Regions from separate parts of the Homo sapiens genome. Here region 2 is linked to region 1. A link is a loop called in an ENCODE intact Hi-C map of the cell type or tissue named here. Cell type or tissue: dorsolateral prefrontal cortex. All regions are shown on one strand. Each heading gives the region's core, and the rest is flanking DNA. Links, peaks and the distances in the headings are about the cores only. Region 1 has its middle 95 kb from the start of SEC61G. Region 2 holds the start of VSTM2A (V-set and transmembrane domain containing 2A).

The links. A loop is a pair of places that touch in the nucleus more often than their neighbours do. Peaks named below come from ENCODE experiments on the same cell type or tissue, not always from the same donor. Only the 100,000 strongest peaks of a DNase experiment are listed, where the experiment ranks them.
Region 2: a loop joins it to region 1, with 3 times the contacts of the local background. A loop is called at or near these places in 12 of 110 quality-filtered maps.

Annotation. Positions count from the first base shown.
Region 1 is chr7:54,658,866-54,668,566 of GRCh38, reverse strand. No RefSeq gene overlaps it. Among named protein-coding and RNA genes, the nearest start is that of SEC61G, 95 kb to the left of the region's middle. RefSeq lists enhancers at 3,320-4,035, 4,036-4,751. In dorsolateral prefrontal cortex, for the core only: CTCF peaks have their summits at 3,832 and 4,044 (motif pointing right); DNase peaks (open chromatin) are centred at 4,026 and 4,589; H3K4me3 peaks cover 1,468 bases; H3K27ac peaks cover 1,034 bases.
Region 2 is chr7:54,537,131-54,546,831 of GRCh38, reverse strand. It overlaps VSTM2A (V-set and transmembrane domain containing 2A), which reads right to left and starts at 4,457. Exons shown (of 5, transcript NM_001301009.2): 1 at 4,023-4,457; 2 at 2,044-2,210. The coding sequence starts at 4,101. RefSeq lists enhancers at 1,513-2,025, 4,319-4,819. In dorsolateral prefrontal cortex, for the core only: no CTCF peak of the experiment used is centred there; DNase peaks (open chromatin) are centred at 3,501 and 4,511; H3K4me3 peaks cover 3,829 bases; H3K27ac peaks cover 4,543 bases; H3K27me3 peaks cover 4,305 bases.

The sequences.
Region 1 (9,701 bases), core at 1,608-6,607:
GACGGGGTTTCGCTGTGTTGGCCGGGCTGGTCTCCAGCTCCTAGCCTCGAGTGATCCGCCAGCCTCGGTCTCCCGGGGTGCCGAGATTGCAGACGGAGTCTGGTTCACTCAGTGCTCAATGGTGCCCAGGCTGGAGTGCAGTGGCGTGATCTCGGCTCGCTGCAACCTCCACCTCCCAGCCGCCTGCCTTGGCCTCCCAAAGTGCCGAGATTGCAGCCTCTGCCCGGCCGCCACCCCGTCTGGGAAGTGAGGAGCGTCTCTGCCTGGCCGCCCATCGTCTGGGACGTGAGGAGCCCCTCTGCCTGGCTGCCCAGTCTGGAAAGAAGTGAGGAGCGTCTCTGCCCGGCCGCCCATCGTCTGAGATGTGGGGAGAGCCTCTGCCCCGCCGCCCCGTCTGGGATGTGAGGAGCGCCTCTACCTGGCCACGACCCCGTCTGGGAGGTGAGGAGCGTCTCTGCCCGGCTGCCCCGTCTGAGAAGTGAGGAGACCCTCCGCCTGGCAACCGCCCGTCTGAGAAGTGAGGAGCCCCTCTGCCCGGCAGCCGCCCCTGTCTGAGAAGTGAGGAGCGTCTCCGCCGGGCAGCCACCCCGTCTGGGAGGGAGGTGGGGGTCAGCCCCCGCCAGGCCAGCCGCCCCGTCCGGGAGGGAGGTGGGAGGGTCAGCCCCCCGCCCGGCCAGCCGCCCCGTCCGGGAGGGAGGTGGGGGGGTCAGCCCCCCGCCCGGCCAGCCGCCCCGTCCGGGAGGTGAGGGGCGCCTCTGCCCGGCCGCCCCTACTGGGAAGTGAGGAGCCCCTCTGCCCGGCCAGCCGCCCCGTCTGGGAGGGAGGTGGGGGGGTCAGCCCCCCGCCCGGCCAGCGGCCCCGTCCGGGAGGGAGGCGGGGGGGTCAGCCCCCCCGCCCGGCCAGCCGCCCCGTCCGGGAGGTGAGGGGCGCCTCTGCCCGGCCGCCCCTACTGGGAAGTGAGGAGCCCCTCTGCCCGGCCGCCCCTACTGGGAAGTGAGGAGCCCCTCTGCCCGGCCACCACCCCGTCTGGGAGGTGTGCCCAGCAGCTCATTGAGAACGGGCCATGATGACAATGGCGGTTTTGTGGAATAGAAAGGGGGGAAAGGTGGGGAAAAGATTGAGAAATCGGATGGTTGCCCTGTCTGTGTAGAAAGAGGTAGACATGGGAGACTTTTCATTTTGTTCTGTACTAAGAAAAATTCTTATCCTGTTGATCTGTGACCTTACCCCCAACCTTGTGCTCTCTGAAACATGTGCTGTGTCCACTCAGGGTTAAATGGATTAAGGGCGGTGCAAGATGTGCTTTGTTAAACAGATGCTTGAAGGCAGCATGCTCGTTAAGAGTCATCACCACTCCCTAATCTCAAGTACCCAGGGACACAAACACTGCGGAAGGCCGCAGGGTCCTCTACCTAGGAAAACCAGAGACCTTTGTTCACTTGTTTATCTGCTGACCTTCCCTCCACTATTGTCCTATGACCCTGCCAAATCCCCCTCTGCGAGAAACACCCAAGAATAATCAATTAAAAAAAAAATTATAAGCAGTGTAGCTAGGACAGCCAGACCTCTTCAATATTGTCTTTTTCTTCTTCCTGAAAACACAGATAAATGACTTTTCCACACGCTTGCAGTGAGGTCGGCCATGTGACTGCGTCCTGACCAGTGGAATGTGATGGACATGATGTTAGTACGTCTAAGTCAGGCACATAGATATGTTCCCTCATTCAGTGGTGACCTTGGAGGCTGCATGTTAAATATGGATGCCTCAGATAGAAGCAGCCTGGGTTCCTGAGTCACTGAATGGAGAAGAATCAGCCAACTCTAATTGGACTGTAACATGGGGAAGAAAGAAACAGTTATTTTGTTAAGCCACTGAAATTAGAGAATTGACACAACAACTAAACCATCAAGAATAATACAAAAATTGGTACTTCAAAAGGAAGTACTGTAGTAACAAAAATCTGATGGCTGACATTGACTTGAAGTGAGGTGGTGGGTGGCAAGGAAGATGATGATCCATGCTAACTACAGTGGAAATATGTAGTAAAACTTCTGTCTGCAATATCTCTGGGGATAAATTGTAAGCCTTATGATTCAGCAACTCTAGCAAAAGCAGTAGGAAAAAAAAATCAAAGTGTGATTGTGATTGTGTGTTTTCTATAATTGGTTGTGTTGGCATGCTATTCAAAGAAAGCACAGAGCTCAGGAGAAAACTGACCAGCTTAAGAGCACAAAGTCCAGAAATTTGGGTTCTTGAAGGGCTGGACATTTCAACTGCATTTGAAACACAAACAGTAGGCAATAATATATTGAAATAAAAACCTTTCAGCTAGAAAACCATATTGTGACTCAGTCTCATTACAATGATTAGATTAAGATTTTTCCTCTCATTATTAAGCTGAACTAGGCAAGGGTATGAGAAAGTTAAAAAAAAAAAGTAGAAGATTTAAAAATGTTGTCCATGAAAATGTTTTGGGTGTGGTTGCAGCCATACGGAACTGTTTGGAAGCAAATGGATCAAATGCCCTCAAAGAGTTTGAAGAAATTATATTGCCAAAGAAAGCATAAACCTAATCTACAAAGTCTTTGGGTCACATTGTCTTAGTCACCTTGGACTCCTCTAATAGAATGCCATAAACTGGGTGTCTTAGAAACAACATAAGTTTATTGTTCACAATTCTGGAGGCTGGAAGTCCAAGATCAAGGTGCCAGCATATTCCATGTCTGGTAACAGCCCATTTCCTGGTTCACAGATAGGCTTCTTCCCACTGTGTCCTCAAAAGTGCCTTTGAAAGAAGGGAACCAATCCCATTCATGAGGGCTCCACCCTGATGACCTGATCACCTACCAAAGTCTCCACCTCCTAATACCATCACATTGGAGATTAGGATTTCAACACAGGGGGTTTTTGGGGAAGCAACCGTTCAGTCTACAGCAGACAGCAAGGGAGATCCAGGGTATGTGGATCCTATGAGGGAAGATTCCCCAGCATCCAATTCAGAAACTGAAGCCCAGTGAGCAATTAAGAACTCCCACGATCCAGGGGTTTCCAAGAAAAACAGAGCATGGAGTTTTCCCCAGAGGATAGCCCTGGAGTCTAATGAGGGGCCTTCCCAGCCCAGGACAGAGGAATTTAGCAATTCTGGCCAGCGGAGTCAGGTGTCCTGTTGGGCTGTGATAGGGTGTTTCTCCCACTCTGTTTTGGAATGGTGGTGTGGTGTTTGTTTCAGAGATAATGTGCTTGTTTGCTGGGTGGAGGAGAGCAACCACTCTCCCTCTAGGTGATTGGTGGCAGCCCAAGAGGAGTCCCGGCCATGGAGTGAGATTGCCTGGGGGCCCTTTGCATTGGGCAGTGACTGGTGGGACTGTGGTTGCCCCTCTGGGGGAAGGCGTGAGGGTGCTCTCTGCATGGACGGGAGAATGTTTAGGAGGCACAGAAGGGTCTGGCCAAGTCTTAGTGATCCAGCGACACTTCTTTTTCTCCTCTTCCTGGCCACGCGGGAAAACCGAGCTTTCTAACACCTTTACATTAGGTGGAGCTGTGTCACAGGCCGCGGCAAAATCTCTCACCCTTGATCATTACTTTTTCCTTTAGACAGTGAACTTGGAGGCTGCATTTTTAAGGTGGTACAGAGAGGGAAAGAGCCTGGTCCCTAAATCACTTGTTGGCGTGTCCCGTGACCTAACCTGGATATGAGAGTGAGAAACACACCTGTTGCGTGGAGCCACTGAGATTTGGTGCTTTTCTGTTTGCGGACTCAGCCTAAGTGTCAGTGCACTCGGCTGCCAACTGCGGAGACTGTCACAGTCTCGGCCACAGGGCAGGGACGCAGCCCGCGGACCCGCAGATCCGCCCGCTGCGCCTGGGGCCCTCCCTTGGCCTGTGCAGCCTGCAGGTCCAGCACGTCCTGTGTCTAATTGCTTCCCTTGGTGGCTTCCTCATCACCGGCCGGTCAGCGTCATCCTCCGTGCAGGTCAGGCACAGTCTTTCTCGCGGAGGCTGGGACGCCCGGGCCGCTGTGCGGCTGCGCGGGACAGCAGGTGGCAGCGTTGCCCAGAGCTGAGCTGCAGCGGTGGATTCCCTGCTCCCGACCCTCGCGGCCGCGCGCCCGGGCCAGGCTCTCTGCGCCTCCGTTCCCTCTGCAAAGCGGGCTGCACGGAACCCCCTCGTGTGCCCGGAGCCTGTGCCCGGCAACAGCGGCCTGGGAAAGCTGAGTGCTCCTGGTGCAGAGCGCCTTCCACACTCATCCCGGAGGGAGGTGACGGGAGCCCAGCGCGGCTGTGTGGAACTGCGCGCGGCCTGTCAGATCTGCGTCTTCCCTCGTGAATGGATCAATTAGCCACTGTCCAGTGGGGGCCAGCATGCAGCACAGATTGATTGATTATTGCAGCCCAGGACGGCGCTGGGAGGTCACTTCCCTTTCCGCCCTCCTTCCACCGCCCCGTCACCCGTCTGTAGCTCTCTAGCCGTCCGTCTGCGTTTGCTTTTATCCCCTTCCAACCTCTTACACACTGTAGTCCGTGACCTTTTAGAAACGCAACCTGTTCAACCCTTTAGTGTGTTCCCGCTGCCCTCAGAGTGAAGGGCATCTTGGTATGTCCTGCAGGGGTGGCGGGGGCTGCTGATGCTAACACACGCTTTCAAGTGTGCACGCTCCTGCTTCCTTCATGTCCCTCTGTACTCTCCTGCCTAAGTTGGTTTTTCTTCTTCTTCTTTCTTCTTCTTCTTCTTTCTTCCTCTTCCTTTTCTTCTTCTTCTTTCTTCCTCTTCCTCTCCTTCTCCTTCTCCTTCTCTTCCTTCTCCTTCTCTTTCTCCTTCTCTTTCTTCTTCCAGTTTCTGGTCCAGGTTTTTTTCTGCTTCAAGGCCAACACTGTTCTCTAGTCCTGGAATCTCTCCTCCCCATAATGAACTCTGAATGAGTCCAGGTCCCAACTTGTCTCCACTCCAGCGCCCATGCCCCTCTCAGTGAAGTATTTCAGAACCATATCCTAACCAAGTGAGACCCCTGCGCTTCACTACGCACTAAAGATCCATTCTTCTCCTTTGCAGCCAGCACCACTCATGTAATCGTTTTTCCAGTCTGTCTTCCCTGCTGGGTGGAAAACCCTGGGAGCTCAGGGCTGTGGCTCCGGCCGCTGCGGTGTCTGCAGTGCTGCCCTTTCAGCCCTGGATCTTCATTTGCAGAATGAATTTACATAAGGTTAAGGGCAAGGTAACTCACATTGCTTCTTGCTGAAATCAAGCCGTGGCTTCCCCTTGCCCAAGGGATATGCGCATCCCAGCTCCTGCAAGACGCTGAGATAGGCCTGCCATGGTCAGGGGCTCCAAGCAGGGAGGCTATGGATGGCGGCCTCCGAACAGGGAGGCTATGGACGGCGGCGGCTCCGCTGCAGGGCCAAACTACACACATTGCTGCCCACTCCTTCCACTCTTTCCCGTCCCTTTTCCCTCTCAGTGCTTGGGACAGAAAAGTGAAGCTATCTTTAAAGGATCTGGAGGCAGGCTTGGGCTATTGGAGCCAGACCTTCCCAAATCGAGGAACCAAAGCGTGTTCTAGAAGGATGGTCACATGCCAGGGTGGGCACATTCCTTTATAGCCTTCAGAGCAACCCTGCCGGAGCCATGGAGCACAGCTGGAGTTGGCTGGCGCAGGACACAAGACCTGCCTTCCTGAGCGCCCTCTACCCCTCCCCAGTTCTCTCCTCCCCCTAGGACTCCTCCACAGGCTAGAACGCCAAGCTCTCCCAGGTGGGGCCCCCTGCCTCCCAAGCCTACTCCAGCCACCTTCTCTTACATTTCCCTCGGTGTCCTTTGATTTCATCCATAACTAACCCCTCCCTGAAGTTAGGCACTGGCTGTTTATCAACAGTCTTCTCTGGAACGCGACGGTGGAAGGCAGGATGCTGTCTGCCTGGCCTCTGTGGAGATCAGGGTCCACTCAGGGCAGAAGAGCCCACCTCAGTGCTCTCCTCTCTGTCTCCTCTCAGTGCCTTATTTGGAGTTCTACTGATTTTTGTACCATGCGAATCCCTATATAAAATAATCACCCACATATTTTAAAGTTAGTTGAAGAAAAATTGTGAAATTAAAACATCCATCTAAATAATTTGATGTGTCACTGAGTTTTCTCCAAAATTGCCCCATCTTTCCTTTGCTTTGATGATGACAATCTGGCTTGAAAGTGCTCATAGATAATATTTTAATTACAACTAGCTGAAAACAAGCTTGCCGTCCCACTTAAAAAACTGAAGAGGAAAATATGGAAAAGATGATTTAGAAATGAAGCAGGGATAAATATTAGAAGAGGAAATGGAGGTGTAAGTATATTACATATTTAATGTTGCTAAAGATCCAAGAATAACAACTTCTATGAATATTCATACTATATTTTTATTCTAAAATATTGTATGTCATAATAGCAATGCTATGTATTTATTTACTGAGGCCCCTTTACTTTTCAGAAAATGTTATATTTGTTTTAGTTATTTAAGGAAAAAAGAAAAGATGTAAGAATACACCTAAGTATAAGTGGCAGTGTTTTATAAACTGCTTAGTTTTTTTTATTTCAAAGATTTTGTAGTATTTTCCAAACTACTACCAAAACTTGTACCCACTCTCTAGATCATATATAAAGAATAATAAACTTTAGGGTATAGGACATTTAGTCCTACAAGGTAGATTATGGCACTGGGAGATGTTGGATCTACTGCACTTCTGAACCCAGCTCTCAGGCAGGGAACCATTTGTAAGTACATCTTATTGGCTGCACAGCTTTGACTCAGTCTGCTCTATTGAGAACTTACTAATGACAAGGTGATGACTGCACTGATTTTTTTACCCATAGAAAGATAATTTACCAAGAAATCTTCCTTTCCTTGCAAACAGTGTTTTTTTTTTCCTAGATCACAGTCAAAGCCCCAGGGAATATTTTGTGAGTGCCATGGAAGAGTGGGGCCGGTGGGTGTCGGGCATAGGCTATGTGTTGCCATTTTTCAGTTTCCTGACTCTCAGCTCCAAATTCATCCTTCATTACCTGATCTGTGAAGATGCAGGTGAGCCTCTTTCATATTTTTTCTTTGCCACTGATCCGATGTTAAGGATTGTCATTAGAAGGTGCTGGAGAGACATTACAGATAGTAGGGATTTTCTGTCCTGGCTCTCAGGGCATTTGCCATGCTCCTGGAGAGCGTGCATTTTTCTTTACTGCTCAGCAGTGTGGTTTCTCCAGTGCCAGGTGCATGCAGGCTACAGGAAGCTCTCTCCAGCATGTTGCTGCCATGCTTTCTGCAGTTCCTGATTTGGACAGCACTAGCATAGCCAGGGACACCAGACAGCACAGGACTGTGCCTCGGCCCAGGTCCTGCTCTTTGTACCCTCTCCTTAGCCCCACCCACAGGCACACTGAAGCTCCTTAAGGTTGGCCATTCGGCAGGCTGTACCTTTGTCCATGCAAGCGCCCACAGCTGCTCTGACCCAAGCTGTGCACAGAGGGGCACTGGGTCCCTGCAGAGGGTGGTCCACCACCTGCCAGCATCCCCTGCCTGTGTCCTGCAGGTGTATTTCCTGTGGCCCTCTCAACATGGACAATGACATAGACATGACAGGTTTTTGGTCTCACACCTGCAGTGTGCCCTGCTCTCTCTGCCTGCCTGTTGGCCTCAGTTTGCTGGTGCCACAGAGTGATGTTTTCACTTGTCCAGCCACTGTGGGCCAGCTGTGTCCTGGGAAGCCCAGCAAAATTCTCCACTATCCAGTAGGTGCAGCCATACTTTCTTCAGAAGTCTAAGCCCCCTCTAGCTGTGTCCTTCCTTGGGTGCTCACCCACAGCTCTGGTGCCCTGTAGAGCTCTTTCTGTCTCAATAGTTACTCTCTTGTCCTGTTTCTTAAGAAATAGCATCATATTTCTTTATATTAAACCTCCCTTGTTTAAATTGTGTTGTGGTCTGCATCTCCTGATTGGACCCAGACTGATAGATACATGCCAAGAAACTATTTTTGATATAAATTTTCAGATGATTTAGGCAAACACATGCCTTGATCCAGACTATTTGACAGAGGTGTGCAGAATGCACATGTTTTGAATTTGGGTGAAGGAGCTGGACACAGCCCCAGAGAGCATTGCCCCTGCCGTGTGCACCGTGCACCACCCAAGGGAGCAGTTGCCCCAGCAGCCTGGGAAGCTCTGGGCACAGCCCCCTCCCTGCTGACCCAGTGCTGAACATCTACTCTCCTTTTCAAGGCCGTTAGGGTTTGGGGCATCACCCCTCATGTGCCTGTGCTCCCATATAGAGCCAGATGCAGGGCCTCCTCACCCATTGTCACCCATGCTCTGGCCCCACGCTGCATGGACCATACTTTTTCTTACCTAATAGCTGGCCACACGCATGTCCAAACCTGTCCTCAGAACCCCGGAGCTCTGTCTCTGTGATTGCCACCAGTGTTGTCATACTTATTTTTTTCATCTTCCTCTAATGCCTACTGAGTGCCAGCTGTGTGCCCCAGAGGTGCTAAGCCTCTAACATGGATTAGTTCATTAAGCCTTGAAAGCCCCCTACATGATTGATTCTACTTTTATCCTCATTTTATGATAAGGTCACAAAAGCTTTGAGAGGCTCAGGCTAATGCCTTCATTCTAGACCTGCTGTGTCCAGTACTGCAGCCACTAGTCACATGGCTATTTTAACTTAATTAAAATTAAATAAAATGAAATGTTTGGATTCTAAATTACAATCGCCTCACTCCAAGTGCTCAGTAGCCACATGCAACTAGTGGCTACCATATTGGTCACTGCAGGAACAGAACGTTTCCATCATTGTCAAAGTTCTGATGGATAGGGCTGTTCCAGACCACTACTTCTTCGGCTATCTGTGGTGAAGAACCTGTTATTTTTGTCCTTTCAACTTTATTTTCAACACATTCCATATGGACATTTTGTGATATGTAATAAAACATAAACTACTGAGGGAGAGATGTGAACAGTGGTAGCTAAGCTGACAGGACAAGATGGCAGCCCCAGAGCTGTGGCTCCACTGTGGCTGCCCTGACAACCTCCTGAGCTGGCTTCCTCACCGCAGCCTCCCGGCCTGGATCCAGAGATGGTGTCTCCCAGTAACAGACTTTGTAAAAACAAGTGGTTCAATTCCTTATTTGTCTTGAAAGTGATTCAAGACAAGACATCCCCTCTAGAATCTCCTAGGGACCTTTCACTGTGTGAGGCACTGGGGAGATGCCTCTCTCCCTCCTTCAATCGTCTTGTGGGGTGAACATCCCATATGGCCCTTGGGAACTGGTCCCTTTAAGTCATTACCGAAGCATCATCTGTTCTTGTCCTCCTGTGTCTCCCAGTTTGCTGGATATTCCACTCCTTGCAGCATAAGTGTGTGGGAATAATTTTATAACCTCAGTCAGTTGCCATTCCGGAAAAACCCTTGCAAAGCTGTCTCCGGTTCCATAGTTTCTGACACACTGTGCAGCTCTAAATTTCCTGAGGTTTTATGCCTTCCTAGTACCGTTCCCTGGGAAAATTGGGTAAAGATAACTTCCACTGTCAGGTCTCCCAAATATGTCTTGAAATTTTCTGTCCCTTAGGGGCCCTGCTCCAAATCAGGCCACAGGATCCTTTTGTTATGAACTAGTCCTCTATGTCTGGACATGGTTTGCATGTCTTCTGAACAAAGGACATTGAGATCATCAATGGATG
Region 2 (9,701 bases), core at 1,981-6,980, 120 kb after region 1:
GGAGCGACCAGGGGCGTGGCCACCCCTGTCCAGGCCCAGACCGCACCGCCCCCACGCTGTCCCTGGCATACCCCACGCTGTCCCTGGCATACCCCACGCCGTCCCCGCGCTTTCCCCGGGGCTGTCCCGGGGCTGTCCCGGCGCTGTCCCGGCGCTGTCCCTGCCGCGCGGATGCTGCGCTCTGGAGGCGGGGCCGGGAGCCGCCGGGTCTTTTTCGCGGGTTGACCCGTGCGGACGCGCGCCCGGAGGTGGGTGGGCGGGCGGGCAGGCGGGGGGGCGCCAGGGGTGAGGCGGGCGGGCGCCAGGGGTGGGGCGGCCGGCGTGAGTGAAGGTGAAGTGCTCCGGGACGAATTTTCGCGCCTTTGTTCCGGCCACCATCCCGCCTGCCGTCCCGCCCCGCGCTCCTGGCCCCAGATTCTCTTGCTGGCTCGCAGGGGCGCCGCCTCTCGCTCAACTAGGTCTCCCTCGCCCGGACCCCCTTCCCCTCTCCCCTCCTCCCGCTATTTTCCTTTTCCTCATCTCCTCCTTTCTCCCTCTCCTTCCCCACCTCACCACCCTCTCTCCTGTCTCTTCCCAAGTCACCCTCCGTCCCCTCCACACTCCCCATTCCCCTACTTCCTTCTCTCCTCGCTTCCTCTCTTCTCTCCTTTTCCTTCCCTTCTCCACTCTCCTTCTCTCCTCTCCCTGCCTCTTCTCTACTCCTCTCTCCCTCTCTTCCTTTCCCTCCCTCTCCCTTCCCTCTCCCTCCGTCTCTCCTTTTCCTCTCCTTCCCTCTCTCCCTTCTGTGCCCTCTCTCCCCCATGTCTCTCCTGCTCCTTCTCTTCCTCCCCCCTTCCCCCCTCATTCTCTCTCCTCTCCCACCCCTTCCCCCTCATTCTCTCTGCTCTCCCACCCCCTTCCCCCCTCTTACCTCTCTCCCTCTCTCCCCATTCTTTCTCCCTCTACCCTTCTCCTTCTCTGCTTCCCACTCCAATTCTCCCTCTCTTCCTTCCCCCTCCCCTTCTCTCTGTCCCTCTCGCCCCCTCCCTCCTTTTCCCCTACCCTCTCTCCTTCTCTTCTCCTTTCTCTCTCCCTGCCCTCTCTTTCCCTTCCCTCTCTCCCTTTTTCCCCTTCCCTCTCTCTCTTTCCCTTCCCTCTCTCCCTTTTTCCCCCTTCCCTCTCTCTTTCCCCTTCACTGTCTCTTCCCGTCTCCCCCTTCCCTCTTTCCCAGCCCCTTCCCCCTCCCCGTCCCTCTCTCCCTCTCTCCCCCTTCTTTCTCCCTCTCCCCCTCTTCTTCTCCCCTCCCCACTCCAATTCTCCCTTCCCTCCTTCCCTTCTCTCTGTCCCTCTCCTCACTCCCTCTCTCCCTCTTTTCCCCTTCCCTCTCTCCTTCTCTTCTACCTTCTTTCTCCCTCCCTTCTCTTTCCCTTCCGTCTCTCCCCTTTTTCCCCCTTCCCTCTCTCCGTCTCTTTCTCCTTCTCTGTGCCTCTCCCGGTCTCCCCCTTTCTTCTCTCCTTCTCTCCCTCCTCCATTTCCCCCCTTTCCTTCTCTCTCCCTCTCTCCCCGACACCCCACATATCTGTTAGAAGTGGAGGTGAGAGGAGCTGGCCGCCCTGGTTCTCTGGTTGTTCAGCCTGGGGGCTGCGGTCCCAGATGGTGCCTGGTGCCCCGAGAAGGGAGAGGGGGTGGGGTGGGGGGTGGAGGCCGCCCACCGATTCCCCTCCCCCTCCTTTCGTCCTGGAAAGGGGCTCCCGGATGTCCCGGGATGTGGCAGCGTGGTAGGGGCAAGGCGGGCATCTGCCTAAGTACCAGAACTTACAGGAGGAGGCGCTTCCCGGTTTAACAGGAAGAAACTGGGCAGCAGGACTTCCTTCTGGGTTTTAACTTCGCGTCCCCAGGACAAATTCCCTTTCCCTCCCTAGAAGCCCTGGGGGTCACTCGCTTCCACAGAACCGGGCAGGTCCCCAGGGGTGTCCAGGCAGCACCTCGGCCCCCAGCCCCGGGCCGGACACCCTGAGGACCGGGCGAGCGAAGGGGAGACGCGGGGTCGGCGGGCTCCGCTACCTGCGCGCCGGCCCCCTCGGCCCCGGGATCCAGGTCCTCCGGCCCCCGCAGGAACCACCATTGGATCTCCAGATACACCGAGGCGGAGCCGCTCTGGAAGGCGCAGGACATCTCCACATTCTGCCCCTCGGTCGCCGTCACGTTCCGCGGAAACTCGGTAAATTTTGCTGCAAAACAGAAAGGCATCCTGTTGGAATATCCACACCCCTCTTGCCTGAGTCTCTTTCCTTGAGAGCTCGCTACATTTTTCCTGGACTTAAATAGCAACAAAACCCCTCTCTTACATCCTCGGCTTCGTCTGGTTCCCCCAGCCCCCTTCCTTTGCCTCTTTCCTGTCTAACTTTTGGTATCATACCTAAATCACTATGTTGTTGATCAAATCCAGATAATGGAAAGGTTAACAAGCTTGCCAATAACTCTTAGCCAAGATCCCCGCAGGTAGATCCAAATACCTTTTGTCAGATTGCAGTATTCCACAACATTTACTGAGAGAGTCAGTGAGATACAATTTAGGCAATCTGTCAAGTTGATAAATGAGGAGAGTCTCTTGCCTCTAAGTTTCTAAACAATCTACCACTAACTGGATGTTTCATGTAACAGAGTAGATCATGATTATCTGTCAAAATGCACATTCCTGATACATCAAAACGGTTATTAGCAACACCAGTGAAACACGCCTGCAGCAGTGAAACAAGTTGCACACTTTATAAACTGTATATGTTTCCTTCTCTCCAAATTAACCTTTATTTGTTCCCATCAAGTCACTGTATTTTGAATTGCCATACATCTTAAGATGTAATGATCACACATCCAGGCTTAGTTCAGATTAAATATTATTTAGAAGTCACTATGGAGATGTTTCTCAGCCTTTTCATTACCAACCTTGACACTGCTAGTTTGCAAGATTCATGCAACCCTGGTGAAACTCACAAAAATATAATGTTTCCTTCCTCCTAAAGGCATTTCTTGAACATGCAATGCTCTTATCTTGTTACCAACGTGGTTGTTCTTATCTTATCTAAGGGGCACTTTGCAAAGAGCTGATGGTTCCCTAAAAGCAGTCCTGGGAAGATTTGTATGGCCAGTGGAAATGCACAACCACAATGCACACTTATGGAGAAGAGGGCCATGGGGAATGCAGAAATGATTTGGGGTGGATGCACTCCTCCCCCCACCCCTCACCTCACCCCCGGTTTAAAGAGAGACACTGTCTCTTTTCAACATTTTATGAAATCCCAAAAATGATCTCTAGTGAAATGAAACTATATTTGTACCTAAAACAGGGAAGCTATTAAGGAGACATTCTGATCGGAAAAGGGCTTTTCTATTCTAGCTGGCAGAAGGAGTATGGCATTTCTGCTTGCAGAAGTGATGCAGTCTTTTGGCACCAGAGATGTGATCTGTTCATGGTGCTGAAACGACCACTGCAGCCTACGAAGTCCTGAACAATCGGGTTCAGCAGGCTGCTGCTGCTTGTCATGCAAGTTGTGGCTTTTTATGGGTCCTCAGAGGAGTCTGTCCTTTGATAAACACACATACAAAAGGAGTCACACGGACCTACAAAAGGGAAACTCTAAGCCCAGTCTGACTACACAAGGAAGAGGGACTGGCAATGGAGAGTCCCAGTATCCAGCCCTGTGTTTGTTTGCGATGATTATGTATGCATGAGTGGCTACCCTGTGCATGCACACAGATAGAAAGCACACACACACCCACACACACACACCACACGACCCTGTGTTTGTGCTCACCGAGGAGCCCACCTCATTGTCAGGCACCAGCTAGATTTTCTCTCCAGCCTAGCTAGTCTACAGTTTAATAAACTTTAAAAAAAATCGTCAAACAGAACACTATTTATACAGCCTAAGCCCACTGTTACTTGCTAGGAAGCTTATTCTATCTGCCTGTCCATTCTTTTTGAGTGTAGGAAACACACACACACGCAAGCAAATGTATATTTGCCATTGAGCAAGACTTACCTTGAGAAGAAAGCCCTTGTTGTACATATAAAACGGAAAAGAAAACAAATCCAACATACACCAAAAAGATCCCCATCATTCCAAAAAGGGAGGGGGGTCACATCAGTGTAGCCAACAGCCGAAAAGCCCTGAAAGAAAGGCGTGCGAGTGGATGGCAGGCTCAGTCTCAGAGCCCTGGGCGCGACACTGCAAACATCCTGCTGCTTGCTTGGCGAGGGCTGGCTGTGGGGAGAAGGGATTGCGATTCTGGAAGGTTAGAACCAGCTGGCTGGGATTCAGCGAGGCTTCCTGCGGAGCCCAGGCTGGAATCGCTGGGAAGTGTCTCGGCTGCCTGGCTGCCTGCTTTCAGCTACCTGGCAGCTCGTCCAACGTCAGCCCGCCGCTCCGGCTTGCGTGATCACTGCCCTCCCTAAACACGGAGCCGGCTCGGGAAGTGGGGAGTGGGCAAGCGGGGCGGGCTGAGGACTTCGCCGGGCTCGCGGCGCCGCAACTTTTCCCTCTAATGGCTGCGATGATGCCTTTAACTCTGTGCGCGCTGGACAGCGCCCCGCCCGGGAGCTCGCGCCGGGCGGCCGCGGAGGGCGCAGGGCTCGTCGGCGCCGCTGGGGTCTCCCTTCTGGAGAGCAGGGACGTCGGTTTTTTTCCACTTTGCTTCTCTCCCCCATCGGGTGTCTTTCTGGCTCGGCGGATCAGATCGCTCGGTGCCGAGGAGGACAATACAGTGACGGGATTGCGGCGCTGGCGGGGGGCTCGGAGCAAAAGGTTCCGGGAGGGAGTTGGGGCATTGCTGAGGACCGGGGAGCAATGGGATGGGGGAGAGACGGGTGGGCCGAGGAAAACAGCCATTTAGGGAAATGCCGCTTACCCAGTTATTAACTGCTCCAACCAGGAGCATCACATGCTACGATTTCACACGAATTTCTTGCTGAACAGCTTTCAGTACAAGCAGCTCATGCAGGAGCCATATCGCTCCAGCTGGCAGACGGAGAAGAGAAAAAGTACAAAAAGTCACGCATTGAGGGAATTTTCTGGAAAGAAAAGCCCACCATACTATGTTTACTTTTTAAAAAATTACATACCTCCTGCCTTCTTTTCCTTCATCTTCCATGTATTTTGGAGGGGGGAGGGGTTTTAAATACCGTTAAGGTCTTCATTACGTGATTTTGTTTTGTTTATTTGCTTTTCTTTTGCATAGCACAATACTTATGTAATGTTCCCTGGGACTAAGTGAATAAGGAATCTTATTTTAGACACAAAAAATCACAATAAGTTTCAGAATGTGGAACAAATCTACTTATCTGCCTTGGTGAAGATTTGAGATGTACATTCTATTTTTAATTAAGAACTGAAACAACAATGTATATTATGTTAAAGACTCTATCTGACCTTATGCAATCCAACTATTAGTGGATTTAAATTTTTTTTAACAAAATTAATAGCATTTGCCATCTAAGAAGAGCACACATTTTTTATTCCCATTATTATTTCTATGCAACTATGCCACAAATTTTCAGTATTAGTTTGAAATATGAATTAGTCTTAATAATGCTATCAGGAAGCCAATGTAGGGTATGTATTTTCATTTTACAGATAAAGAATTTGTAGTTGGCTAATGCCTTTACTAGCCAGAAAAAAAATTAACCTTAACATAGCGGTTGCATTTTAAATCACTTATCTTCTATTGCTGAATGCAGCAATAACTTAAAGCTCAGAAAACTAAAGACACAATAACGTCATCACAATATTATTTATTTTCTGAAAGTATATTTATTTTTTACTGTGAGTAGGGGCAGAATATGGGATTTGGAGACAATCATGGGAGATATTTTATATCTGTTCATGTTTAGGCCAACCAGACTCTGTATCCTCCTTGTATTTAGCAAAGGATTTTGAAGTTTATCGTTCTAAGAAAGGAAATCACTTTATGTTCAAACATTCATGGACAATGAGTTCAGAACATAGAAACATAATCCAAGTTAATACACCTGAACCATACTAAGCATTACGTGGAAAGTAAACAACAAAACCTTGCATATGCTTTAAATGTTAAGCCTAACAGGATGTTTTCAATGTGCTAACATGATTTTGGCTTTATTTCAACCTTTAGCATAAACATGGGTATAATATGTCATGGAAATGACCTGACTTCAAGGTTATCTGCTGTTAAAACAGTTCTCAATATAAAGGGCATTTATTTTAAGTAAGAGGAGTTCTAAATTAATTTAGCAAAGCATTTCAACTATTTAAAAGAAGTACTTGATCACTGTAACAATAAAAGTACAATAAAAATAAGCTTAAGAGTGTGAAAAATAAAGTGTGAGAAAGCTTTTATAGTACAAATAAGCCATTGAATTACTTTAAAATAAAGTTATAAGCGTTTAAGCTATGAAGGAAACAAAGAAGAAAGGAGGGAAGGAAAAAAAAAAGGAGAAAGATGAAATTGGAAAAGTCTTTTGTTCTCCTTATGAAAAGTGCCTGATGGGTATTTTAGTTTTACCAATGTAGACCAAAGTTTTTTCTTAAATATGTGTTATATCATCTCAAGGACTGTAAATAGTGCTAATAAACATGTATGCATTATCTTCTATAGGTCATTTGCCTTGTTAATGACAAACTGTCTCTGTGTTAACAGTTTGAAATGAGAAAATTTAATTAAGAAGTAAATATATTCAGTATATCACATGATCACAGTTCTGAGACTAGGTCCAATTCTTTATACAAGTTCTTGTAAAGCACTGTACTCTCCTACAAGATTGGAAGTAAATTATCAAGAAAGACAATTTGTCTGCATCCAGATATAAGAGAAATATTTCCTGCCCATTTCTCCTTTGCCAAAATGATTGCTGATGCCTTATCCTATAAAAATAACTGCAAATCTCTTCTTAAAAAATACCTATTGATAGTGCTCCAAAAATCAAATTCTACCATCTCACTTTTTGATTGCTTTGTTGCCCTCTTAATGAGCTTTTGGTCATTATTTTGCTTCTTAAAAATTCAGACATTTCCCCCAAAACCTAAAATAGGAATGTTTATCTGAACATGCTCTTTCCTCGGGCGTAATAAAATCTGTTGGAGATCATTCCATTGTGTTCCTTTGGCATCTTATTTAGATTATATTTGTTCATTTTTTTACATATTCAAACTTATTTAACTTACTCTTTCAAACACTGTTTCTTTGTGATGTCTGTAGGCTTCTACATAAACTTTGAGAGCAATTGATCCACCTAAGAGCTGAACTGGCAAGGGGGAGGGTCTTTATATTTTGTGGCTCTGTCCTTTTCTCCTAAGGATTTGGAGACATTTTTCCATCTTGAAGTTGAGGGAGATCACTGTATTTCACTCCCATAGGCTCATGATAGAATGGCTTTCCATATCACACTTTCAAAATTTGTCATAAGTTGAGGCTTAAGAGCCAATGTAAACTTTAAAAGTTTTTCATAAGTAACTGGAAGATACAAAATTAGATATTTCCTTTAGAAATAACTTTTAAAATAGCCATCTAAAGAATTGGAAGACAGTCCTCACTGGGTTAGATGAGCTGTTCCTGTCCATGCCCTTCGATGTGCATCCTACTGTGTTCTTGAACACTTTCTTTGGAGATGATCAAAACTGCATAAGAGAGAATATATCAGGGTACTGAGAAACATTTTCACTCACAATCTCATTCCTGGATTAAATTCTTTTCTCACTTCAGGAAATAAAAGGAAATAGTACAGAGTCTTTAAATGTTGAAGCAATATAAAAAATATCCACAAAGAAATTCTATTTCATTTGAAGAAAATAAGAGTGCAGGAGAAAGCTGCTAACTCATACTAACCAAAGATGAGCTTTTCACATTTGCTTTCCACTTAATTATACCAGTCAATGCTTTGGCCTGCTGAATGTACCAGTCTCTCCCTGTTGCAATTTCAAAGACACAGGCGAGTCTGTCATGTGATAATGATGGAAGAAGCAACATGAATAATACCTCTTTCCATATGTGTACAATGTCTTCATAGCATGTGTGAATTTCAGAATTGGAATAGAGTTTAATAAGCAATTAATACAAACCACTCATTCTACATATAAGGAACCTGCCATGACTAGTCACTTGTGTCACAGAAGCAAATCAATACTTTATTTCTTCAGCATCCTAAGATCTAAATTGCTTTAAAGGTAGGGTAAAACATTAAGTGTCTTGAGGTAAGCCAATAAAAGTTGTTTTTTACTAAGAAAAATACCACATAAAACAAAATCAATTGCACCCAAACTCTTTTCTAGACACTGATAAACAAGTCTTTTAAGATTCCAGAATCCTAGATAGTCCCCACATCTCAACACGACTTGTTGTTTTCTCAGAGCTTGTGTTTTATAAAGTAAACAATTGGTAGAGAGAGAATAACTGCTGGCCACTGGAAGTGTCAAACATTTTAAAGAGGCAGGTGACCTATGTGGACACTAACTGCCCATTACATGGCTACTGTTGATTTTAATCTTCCAGATGGCATTTCTCCTTTTATCTCTTCCTTTTTTACATGACTAAAATGTAAATTACTTACATCTGGCTTTCATTCTGTGGAAATCTATGTAACTTTGTAATTGGAGTTCACGAAGTTAGACCTCAAATTTTTCATGAGGTCATGTTATGTCATTTTAAATCGTAATATCTGGCCTAGAGGCAACATCCAGGAAAGGCAAAGGGAAGCCTCAATATCACAATCAGCTTAGATGCCCTCTACAAAACTCATGGCTACTTACATTCATTTTTTTCTCTTATGAGAAATTAAAATGGGCTCATGATCAAAACTAAGCTGTGCCTCTCAATTTCTTCATTAGCAACACAGTTAGCATCAATATTATGTGTCCATCCCTTTGTGAAAAAAATCTTCAACTAGAGGCCACCAGGTAAGAAAAGCTGAGGATGTTGTGGCTGAATCTACTGTCTCAGGAATGTTCCTTCCTTCTTCAGAATTATGCTGCGGTTAAAGCTCAGGATTTGTGATATTTAATAATTTCAATATATGTGTTTCTCATTAAAAATTCTGTTATGGATTTTTAGCGTGAATAACCAAGTAACCACCTTCCGTATCTATTTTTGTGCGGCAGATAATTATTTAGAGAAAGAAAACAAAACTATGAGAAAAGCAGCAATTTTTGATAAAGTCTAAAATTTCTAAGTTTGTCTATGGTTCTATACCTCTATTTACAGTTTGAATGAATGTAAATAATGACTTAAAACAATGCTTTTGAAAATCTTTCAAGAAACAAAACAAGTTATAAACATTTAGCTAGCCTTACATTTTTTAAGTATACACATTCTCAGTTAAAAGTGGTTTCTGGGTCAGGTGCGGTGGCTCACGCCTGTAATCTCAGCACTTTGGGAGGCCAAGGCAGGCAGATCACGAGGTCAGGAGTTCAAGACCAGTCTTCCAACATGCAGAAACCCCGTCTTTACTAAAAATACAAAAATTAGCCAGGTGTTGTGGCACATGCTTGTAATCCCAGCTACTCAGGAGGCTGAGGCAGGAGAATCGCTTGAATTCGGGAGGCTGAGGTTGCAGTGAGCTGAGAGCATGCCATTGCACTCCAGCCCAGTGACAGAGTGAGACTCCATCTCTAAAAAAAAAGTGGTTTCTGAGTTCTACCAACCTGGGGTCAAATTTCCTCTCAGTATTTATTGTCTATATGTTCTTAAGCAAG